Regions from separate parts of the Homo sapiens genome. Here region 2 is linked to region 1. The links are chromatin loops, found by intact Hi-C in ENCODE. Cell type or tissue: mammary epithelial cell. All regions are shown on one strand.

Region 1 (5,000 bases):
CTGGGGGCCAAAATACTGAGCTAATTGTCTTCTCATAGAAGGGACACAGAGCTGAGATCCTGCCATTGTACTCTATCCTGGGCGACACAGAGAGACTCCAGCTCAAAGAAAAAAAAAATAGGGCACTGAAGCTCTTAGTTGAGGGAGTCAACTTCTTCTTTCTCCCAAAGCCAATAAGAGATCATGAGAAGGCTGGGCACAGTGGCTCACACCTGTAATCCCAGCACTTTGGGAGGCTGAGGCGGACAGGTCACCTGAGGTCAGGAGTTTGAGACAAGCCTGGCCAACACAGTGAAACCCTGTCTCCACTAAAAATGTAAAAATTAGCTGGACATGGTGGTGTGTGCCTGTAATCCCAGCTACTCGGGAGGCTGAGGCAGGAGAAGCGCTTGAATCTGGAAGGCAGAGGTTGCAGTGAGCTGAGATCGCACCATTGCACTCCAGCCTGGGCGACAGAGCGAGACTCCATCTCAAAAAAAAAAAAAAAAAAAGAGCTCATGAGGAAAGGAAAGCAATCAGGAGAGTCAGGAAAGGCGGACACTAATGGTGATGTCCCTAAGTAGATAGGACAGGGCAGTGTTGTCTGCAAGACATGGACAAGAGAAGTGGAAGAAGCTGACACCCCACAATCTTATAGGATGCCCTTGTGATTCGCTGGCTACCAAGACTAACAGTTAATCTCCCCCAAGTCCCAGGCATAAGACACTGAATCCATCTGTTTCCCCATCTGTAACCAAAGAGAAAGGTCTTCCACTTCCCTGAGCAGAGGTTGTGAGACAGAGAATTAAGCATGTTCATTAGCATATATGCCCTAGAAAGGCAAAGAGGAAATGGAGCAGTTTCTCAGACTGGGCTTGGTAGCAAAATGTTCAATGGAAAACACAGTTTCAGAATAAGTATAGAACATGCTACATTCTAGGCCCTTCCCCAGGGTTCACCAGCTACAGTTCCCAATCAAAAGCTCTGACAAGTCCTGCTGCAAAGTGATCTGTTTCTTTTTTACTCAGCTGAGCTTCATCTCAGACTCTCTCTTGCTAGTAAGTCTATTACAGCCCTGGGCTCCCCGGCATGCATGCTGGGAAAATTCCCATAGCTCCTGCTTCTGGTGACAGCCGACCTAGGCTGTCTGCTGAAGACACAAACCCAGAGGCTGGAGCTGGGCTCTAGGAAGGGCGGGGGTGAGCTCCAACACCCAGTCTCCCCAGGGTCACTCTCACCCTCCCAAGCCCATTTTCCATAGCTGAATAAACTTTAGGAAACATAAATTTCATCTCATCCCTTCCTTGCTTTAAACTCTTAATGCCTTCTTGCCATTGCCGTTGGAATAAAACAGCAAATCTTTGGCATAGTTCCAGGTCCTGTGTGCTCCTTTCCCTCCAAACCTTCCCTGCTTCACTCTGATCCCGTTACCCTGAGCTCCGTCCACCCTGGCCTCCCACGGCCACAAAAGCCCATGTGTTCTTCCCACCTCCAGACTTTGCACATGCTGTTCCCTTTGCCTGGGTTGCTTTTCCCTCTTTCTTGACTAGCTAACACCTAGCATCTGCAGACGTGGCTTAAATGTCACTTCCCAGCCGTGTGTGGTGGCTTATGCCTGCAATCCCAGCACTTTGGGAGGCCAAGGCAGGCAGATCAGCTGAGGTTAGGAGTTTGAGACCAGCCAGGCCAACATGGTGAAACCCCATCTCTACTAAAAATACAAAATTGGCCGGGTGTGGTGACCCATGTCTGTAATCCCAGCTACTTGGGAGGCTGAGGCAGGAGAATTGCTTGAACCTGGAAGGTGGAGGTTGCAGTGAGCCAAGATCACACCACTGCCCTCCAGCCTGGGCAACAAGAGTGAAACTCCGTCTGAAAGAAAAAAAAGCATATGGCTCAGTAACTTCCCTTCTGAAAATTTACCTTAAAGATACACTAGTAGATGTGCAAAGCGATGTAAGGACATGATTTTTTGTAGCATCATGTGGAAAAGCAAGATTTGAAATGACCCAAAAGTGCATCCACAGGAGTTGGTTCAACAACTTATGGTGCATCCACACAATATACAGCTGTAAAAGGAAGAAGCAAATGTGCTCACTGGGTGCTAAGATGGAAAGACCTTTTTTTTTTTAAGACGGAGTCTTGCTCTGTCTCCCAGGCTGGAGTGCAGTGGCATGATCTCAGCTCACTGCAATTTCGGCCTCCCGGGTTCAAGCAATTCTCCCGCCTCAGCCTCCTGAATAGCTGGGATTACAGGCACCTGCCACCACACCAGCTAATTTTTGTATTTTTAGTAGAGACGGGATTTCACCATGTTGGCCAGGCTGGTCTGGAACTCCTGACCTCATGATCCACCCACCTCGGCCTCCCAAAGTGCTGAGATTACAGATGTGAGCCACCACTCCCAGCCTCGGAAAGATCTTAAAAAGAGGGTAAGTTAAAAAAAAAAAAAAGTGAATTACAGCGATTTTGAGCCTCTGTAAGTTTGTCCTACTTAGAAACCTACCGTGACTTGCCTTCAGGCCATGCATCTAATAACCTTTAAAATCAGGTCTCTTGAAACAGGTCTGATCATTCTGCCCTTTGAGAAGCTGCCAGGTGCAAGGGAAACTGAGGCCACAGAATAAGCTTCCGACACACCCCCATTCTGTTCTGTTTCTCAGAACCCTAAAAGTGGAATCCTAGCTCAGGAAAAATGCAAGGTGTCTCCATCCAAGAACAAACACTCCCTTGCTTGTTGGAGCACAGGCTCCCGAGAATTCAGAGCAGCTTATCCCATTAAAGGCACTGCGCGCCCCGCTGGGGGCTTCAGGTGGACTCCTGCCTCCTGGTGCACTGCGGTTTACCGTGCACAGAACATGTGCTTACATGGCCCAGTGAGAGCCCTGACCCAGCCCTCCACCCATGGCTCCTGCACCTCTGCCCCAAGAGCCTTCTGGTGCCTGGGGACAAGCAGAAAGGCAGGCTCAGTACTATGGCAAGGCCAGCAGGGTGTGCTAGAGAGCCAAAAGCCCAGGACAAGGCTCGACCAGTGAGGGACGAAAGTTGAGGGACAACTACTGGTGCATCTTCACACCCTTGGGGGACAATCCTCAGGCAAGGCATGGGCTCCACAGTCTTCCAGAAGGTCCCTAGGACAAAGTGCCAATTGCCCATAGCTGCAACCGGCTCATCAATGCCCCTTGATTGGTCTTTTTCTCTTGGCTCTCACCCGAATACTATCTCTGGGTCTGCTTTAGGGGGAACCCAAACTAAAATAGTGTTCACAGGGCCCCTCCTAAACTGTGGGCCATCAGCTGTCTCTCCAAACACCAACAGGAGAACCTCATCAGGTGAAATGTGAAGCGAAGGAAAAACACCTGGACTGGGAGTCAGACGAATGAGGCTGTCTTCCCATTCAGCCGTCATAATCTGTGCAGCCTTAGAACACTCTCCTAACTTCTCTGAGCCTCTGCTTCTCAGCTGTAATATTGGGTGGGGAACAGTCCAGTTAAACATGTTTTTATACTCGGAAAAACTTGGGAAAAGTGTTTACAGCTGTCCCCCTGCCCCACCCCCAACCAATCTTTTTTTTTTTTTGAGATGGAGTCTCGCTCTGTCACCCAGGCTCTGAGTGCAGTGGTGCGATCTTGGTTCACTGCAACCTCTGCTTCCCAGGTTCAAGCGATTCTCCTGCCTCAGCCTCCTGAGTAGCTGGGACTATCGGCACATACCATCACGCTTGGCTAATTTTTGTATTTTTAGTAAAGATGGGGTTTCACCATATTGGTCATGCTGGTCTTGAATTCCTGACCTCGTGATCCGCCCACCTCAGCTTTCCAAAATGCTGGGATTACAGGCATGAGCCACCACACCCGGACTCCTTTTTTTTAAACATTCAAAATGAACATCATTGACATGAGTCCTATTTGCAGAGGCAGGTGGGGGGGACTAGTATTAAACTTAAATTGCATGCTAACTTATTGCATAAAGGAACAGCAATGAGGAAATTGGCACTAATTTTTAGCCACTACCATTTTGACAGATGGACTTGTTTGAAAAGTTGCAGCATGGGGGCAATGAGAATTCTACGCTTTTATCCTGAAATCAGACCCCACGTGGCATCACCAAGCCGGGTGGGCTGTAGCAAGTTTAGGGGCCACAGGGCCACAAGTGCAAACCACTGAGACTTATGGAGGCATTATCACACGTCATTGTCACAACTCCATAAAGTAGGCCTGTTATTATCCCCATTGTCCAAATAAGGGAGCAGAGGCCTGGCGCGGTGGTTCATGCTTGTAATCCCAGCACTTTGGGAGGCCGAGGCAGGCAGATCACCTGAGGTCAGTTTGAGACCAGCCTGGCCAACGTGGCGAAACCCCATCTCTACAAAAAATACAAAAACTAGCTGGGCATGGTGGCGTGTGCCTGTAATCCCAGCTACTCGGGAGGCTGAGGCAGGAGAATCGCTTGAACCTGGGAGGTGGAGGTTGCAGTGAGCCGAGATCATGTCACTGCACTCCAGGCTGGGTGACAAAGCAAGACTCTGTCTCAAAAAATAATAATAATAAGGGAGCAGAGACCTAATATCCCACAGCTAGTCCAGCTGAGCAAGGCTCCAACTTGAGATTCATTGGCTGCAGACCCCGCTCATGACCATGACCCTTTGTATCTTACTGGACAAAACGGCCTCTAAGTCCTTTGCCTCTCTAAACTGTTTGGTTTCCATGCTCCTATCTCCCACATTTATTATTCCTGCCACCAGCCGCAGGTTAGAGGCCAGGACTACACTGTCGTCTGGACTGGATACCAGGTTGCCTTTGCAGCCAGGAAACACTTCAGCAGACCCTTCGCCCTGGGACACAGAGTGAGTAGCAGGTCAGAGAAGGGCTCAGAAGAGGGCGGCCTCGGCAAAGCGATGGGCCATGCCCGGGGGTGCTTTCACTCCGCAGCCTCCATGGGTTTCAGTGGTAGCAAGTGTGGGGCTGCAGGCCCGTAATCCCAGTACTCAGGGAGGCTGAAGTGGGAGGATCGCTTGAGCC
Region 2 (5,000 bases), 72 kb after region 1:
TGCCATATTGCCCAGGCTAATCTCGAACTCCTGGGGCTCACACAATCTGCCTGACTCAGTCTCCCAAAGTGCTGGGATCACAGGTGTGAGCCACTGAAACCAGCTAGATTGATCTTTAATTCCAGATTATATCCTTTTCTGTTTCCCTTTCTTTTCCTTTTCTCACAGGCTGCTTGGATAGATTATCACAGGATCCTGTGAGATGCTCCAATACCTAACTCATTCAACAGTCAACTTCCACAGCAGGAACAACAGTTTGTTGTTAGGTGTTAAGTAACATAATTCCCAGAGTTGAGGTGTGGGACCACACATTTGGTGTCTTTAGGAACCTAAAAGAACATTGTAGAGGAACAGGGAGAACAAGCTCTACCTCTCCAAGGAGTTCTACACGGAGATCCTTGAGAGTGACGGTGCCATCCATCTGTTCCTCCTTCTCCAAAAGCAGCATGAAGAGCCGGCCTTCCATGTCTCCCAGCAGGTATCTTGAGCCATTAGGGTCCACTCGATTGTGGCACACAATCGTGCTTTGCTGCCAATTGGAAGGAAACAGTCATTAGAGATTCAGCATCTTCTACACCAGAAAACAAACCCTACTGGACCACTCCCTTTACCAAACCCAGCCATTTTACCAGCAGACAAATCGCTCAGATAACATTACATGAAAATGAGGATAGATCCTATTGCCCATTAATAGAAAATGGGGAGCTTTTTTATTTTGAAGATAATTTTCTGAGGCGCTCCATCAATATATCTTATATGTTTACTGATATGTCGTCATTCTGCAGGAAAATAGAAATACACAGAATAGGAAGCTGCTGCCAAAATCTACTGAACTATGCATGCTACTACAAATGTTGTTATTTATTCTTAATACCACTAATTACCCCCTACCACTGTGGCAATGCTACCACAGATTTTGTTCTTTTTTTTAAAGACAGGGTCTTTCTATGTCACCCAGGCTAAAGTACGGTGGCTATTCACAGGCATGATCACAGTGCACTGTAGCCTTAAACTCCTGGACTCAAGCCATCCTCCCAAGTGGCTAGTACTACAGGAACTTGCCACTGTAGCCAGCTAGATTTTGTTCTTTTTTCTCAAAAAGAAAGTAAAATGAAACTTTTAAGGCTTAATTTTTACAACTTGATATTCTAAGTCCTTGACATTTTTGACTTTCTTAGCCTTTATAATTTATCAATATATTACTTTATATGACTTGAGCCCTGAAAACATTACATGCAATAGAAATTGCCAAAATTACGGCTGGGCACAGTGGCTCATGCCTGTAATCCCGGCACTTTGGGAGGCTGAGGCGGATGGATCACCTGAGGTCGGGAGTTCAAGACCAGCCTGACCAACATGGAGAAACCCCATCTCTACTAAAAATACAAAATTAGCCGGGCGTGATGGCACATGCCTGTAATCCCAGCTACTAAGGAGGCTGAGGCAGGAGAATCGCCTGAACCTGGGAGGCGGAGGTTGCAGTGAGCTGAGATCGTGCCACTGCACTCCAGCCTGGGCAACAAGAGCAAAACTCCGTCTCAAAAAAAAAAAAGAAACTGCCAAAATTTTCCCCTCTTAAAGTTGCCCCATGTGGTAGTTCATGCCTGTAATCCTAGCTACTTGGGAGGTTGAGACAGGAGGATCACTTGAGCCCAGGAGTTCAAGGCTACAGTGAGCTACGATCATGCCACTGCATTCTAGCTCTCCAGCCTGAGCGACAGAGTAAGACCCTGTCTCTTTGACAAAAAAAGTTGCCCCAGTCAATGAAAAGGGGAAGCCTATTTTGATTATCATTTATCTAAGTTAGCAAGCAAGTTCTCTGTAAGCAAATCCAGGCTAATCTCTCTCTGTATTCCCAATGGCCAACGCAATACCTTATATACATAGTAAATTGTGTAACAGGCATCTGTGAATCTCCTTTTGATAAATAAGAGAAAGGGAGGAGCAAGGTGAGGACAAGGAAAGAAAAGATGAAAGGAAAAAAAGGTAGGACTGCGCTCACCTTGATGATAGGAGGGGCAATAGCCAGGTATTTGTCACCATTGTGATAGGTGATTGACTCCTGTCCAATGATGATGGCCCCCCCAAAGGGCTCTGGGACTGCAGGAAAGACAGCAAAATTAGAATGCTCAGCACTCTGGGTCTGCCAAACCAGGACTGGCAAAAGTACAGGTCTAGTTAGCCCCAAGGCAAACTTTAAGGTCATCATTATTTTAAAAAGGACATCAAAGCCCAGGGAACATGATAGCCTTTACGAGACTCTTAGAATTTGTTAACTGGCCATTATCTAATCCTGGTAGTATTTTTACTGCCACTCTTCTGGTGTTCGACTATTCCTATGGGTGGGGAGTCTTCTCCATGTTCTTCCCCATGCATTCTCCCCCATTTTTCTTCTCAACTTCTAATCCTTTCCAAGTAAAAGCTTTTACTTTTTTTTCCTGGTTTCCACTCTTGTTCCTTAGCTTAACTTCCCCCCATTATCAGGGCTACCACTGAGAAGAGCCAATTTTCTCTTAAGAGTTTTAAAACTTCCCTACTGAGTGAGACAAACATAATGTAGGGGCAGACTTAGGACAAGGAGTGAAGAGGCCTGGATTCTAGCCCAGACTTTGTCAATCATGGACAGGCATGGGCAGGTCCCTCTGGCCCTGTTTCTTCATCTATGAGGTAAAGAAATCAGATAAGCTCTATTGCTCCCTTTCAGTTTTTTGTTGTTGTTTTTTTTTTTAAAGAGATGGGGTCTCATTATGCTGCCCAGGCTGAACTCAAACTCCTAGGCTCAAGTGAACCTCCCACCTCAGCCTCTTGAGTAGCTGGGACTATAGATCCTGGCTTCCTTTCAGTTTTAAATGTTATGCCCAGCAATAAAATAATGAGACTCATTTCCATATGCCACTGTGCAAATCAATCTCAATGTTTTATAGTCAATCCCTCCACCCAAGTAAAAGACAAGTTATACTTTTGGGGGGAGAAGTGAAAAACAGAAAATCTCAAAGACAGAAAAAAACAAAGCACAATTAGAGAAAGAAAACATAAAGGAGTGGTAAACAATGCACACCTTCAATAATACCGAGCGCCAAAACGAAGGGCAGAGAAGGTGAGGGAGCGAACAAGAACAGGGAACTAGCCTAGACCCAGGTGGAGGCACATTTCCTAAACCCCCTACCAACCTGCGATCACCATGGAAGCTTCAGCTTCGACATTTTCCTGTTTCCAAGGGCCCTTATTGAATTCCTTTTCTCGGAGAGACACCTCATAGGTTTTTACGTGCCGCCCCTGAGGGTCCTGGGGGGGAAAGGTAAAATGGTTAGCCCTTAGGAAGGGTGAGCCTTGGGCTAGAGAGAGGTGCTGTAAGGAATAAGCCACCACTACCCAGCATCTGACAGTCCTGTCATGTCAGCCCTCCCACCCTTATCCATCACTATACTGACAAGCACTAGCTGAGCCTGGGATGAATTCCTAGGTAGACTGCAGCATCTGAGATCTACCATTCTTAACAATTCAACCAACCAAGAAAGGTTTAAAGAATTAGAAAAATGAACTTGTCACACTGCACTAGGTACTATAAGAGATACTGTGTGCCAGGCACAGTGGCTCACGCCTGTAATCCCAGAACTTTGGAAGGCTGAGGTGGGCAGATCACCTGAGGTCAGGAATTCAAGACCAGCCTAGCCAACACGGCAAAACCCCGTCCCTGCTAAAAATACAAAAATTAGCTGGCATGGGGGCGCGTGCCTACAGTCCCAGCTACTCGGGAGGCTGAGGCAGGAGAATCACTTGAACCCAGGAGGCGAAGGTTGAGCTCCAGCCTGGGCGACCGAGCAAGACTCCATCTCAGAAAAAAAAAAAAAAGAGATACAGTGTGTGTGCCTGTGTGTGTTCCTTAGCCTCGAGAAACTTACAAAACAGCTAAGTGAAACACGCACTGATAAGCTACACCTATGAGATTTTTTTTAAATTGATACAATTCTTAAAAGCATTCTGATGGAATAATGGTAGAGAGAACACAATTGATTGCTCCGCTAAAGTTGTCAAAACTTTCAGTCCTGCCATTGTCAACATCATCTTCCCCTCCTTTTTCTGAATTATGACTCATGTCAGTCCTGGGACTGCCAAGGTCACCTTTAAGATGCTAAAAAGCAGGGACCAGAAGAAAGCTACACTCAGCCAGTGGAAGACAGCTTCAACAAAGAAGTTATGGAAGGAATTCAGCAATGTGTTTCAGGGCAGGGATCACATCTTAGTCACTGTTACAGCTCCTGAAGCATGAATACCTTTCACATAGCACTAAGTACCTAAATATTTGTCAAATTGAATTTCTGGCATAAAACAGAAGATAGTAATTTTTGGCTGATGAAAACATTTTCCCATCAATGAGTAGGGTTATGACACAACTTTGCAAAAAGTTCAAGTGTGGATTTGGGCCTCTGAGACACACATGCAGAAATGAAGATCTGATCACAGCTGGCAGCCCTGAAGCTTAGAACAACCAGCCTTGAATAATCAACAACATCAAAGTTTTAATGACCTAATATTACAAAACTAAAGAACATAGAGAAATTCTAAGTTTTTATTTTAACTCATACTAAGTAAGATCAAACAAAATCTCCTGGTTTCAACCTTATTCAATTGGGTCTTATTCCAATAGCTTCAGAACTACAGTAACACTAAGAAATATACAAAAATATATCAGCACCTCCAACATATAACAAGGCTATCAAACTGTTTATGTGCCAACACACTCTATGTGGAACTGGACTATCATTTCCTTCCATCACTTATTCAGCCACATGCAAATGAAATGATCTTATGCTGCATGGCCCTTTGTTAAAGGGCTGAGATTTTACCAAGATACTGGCATGTTAGTCTGGTGCTCTACCACCCCACCCCCGCTTAACAGATCTGGACCAGAGAACAGCTGCCCAGGATCAGCTCTGCTACAGTTTTAGGCAGACTAAAATAGAAGTTAAGAGCCAGCAAGTTGCCGAGCACGGTGGCTC

The links. Hi-C counts contacts between places; a loop is a spot of excess contacts. Peaks named below come from ENCODE experiments on the same cell type or tissue, not always from the same donor. Only the 100,000 strongest peaks of a DNase experiment are listed, where the experiment ranks them.
Region 2: a loop joins it to region 1, with 6 times the contacts of the local background. A loop is called at or near these places in 12 of 110 quality-filtered maps.

The regions. Positions count from the first base shown.
Region 1 is chr11:61,251,643-61,256,642 of GRCh38, forward strand. No RefSeq gene overlaps it. Among named protein-coding and RNA genes, the nearest start is that of PGA5, 13 kb to the left of the region's middle. In mammary epithelial cell, a CTCF peak has its summit at 2,968; no DNase peak of the experiment used is centred here.
Region 2 is chr11:61,323,609-61,328,608 of GRCh38, forward strand. It overlaps DDB1 (damage specific DNA binding protein 1), which reads right to left. Exons shown (of 27, transcript NM_001923.5): 5 at 3,171-3,285; 6 at 2,003-2,100; 7 at 371-529. Among named protein-coding and RNA genes, the nearest start is that of DDB1, 7.0 kb to the right of the region's middle. In mammary epithelial cell, no CTCF peak of the experiment used is centred here; a DNase peak (open chromatin) is centred at 2,613; H3K27ac peaks cover 308 bases.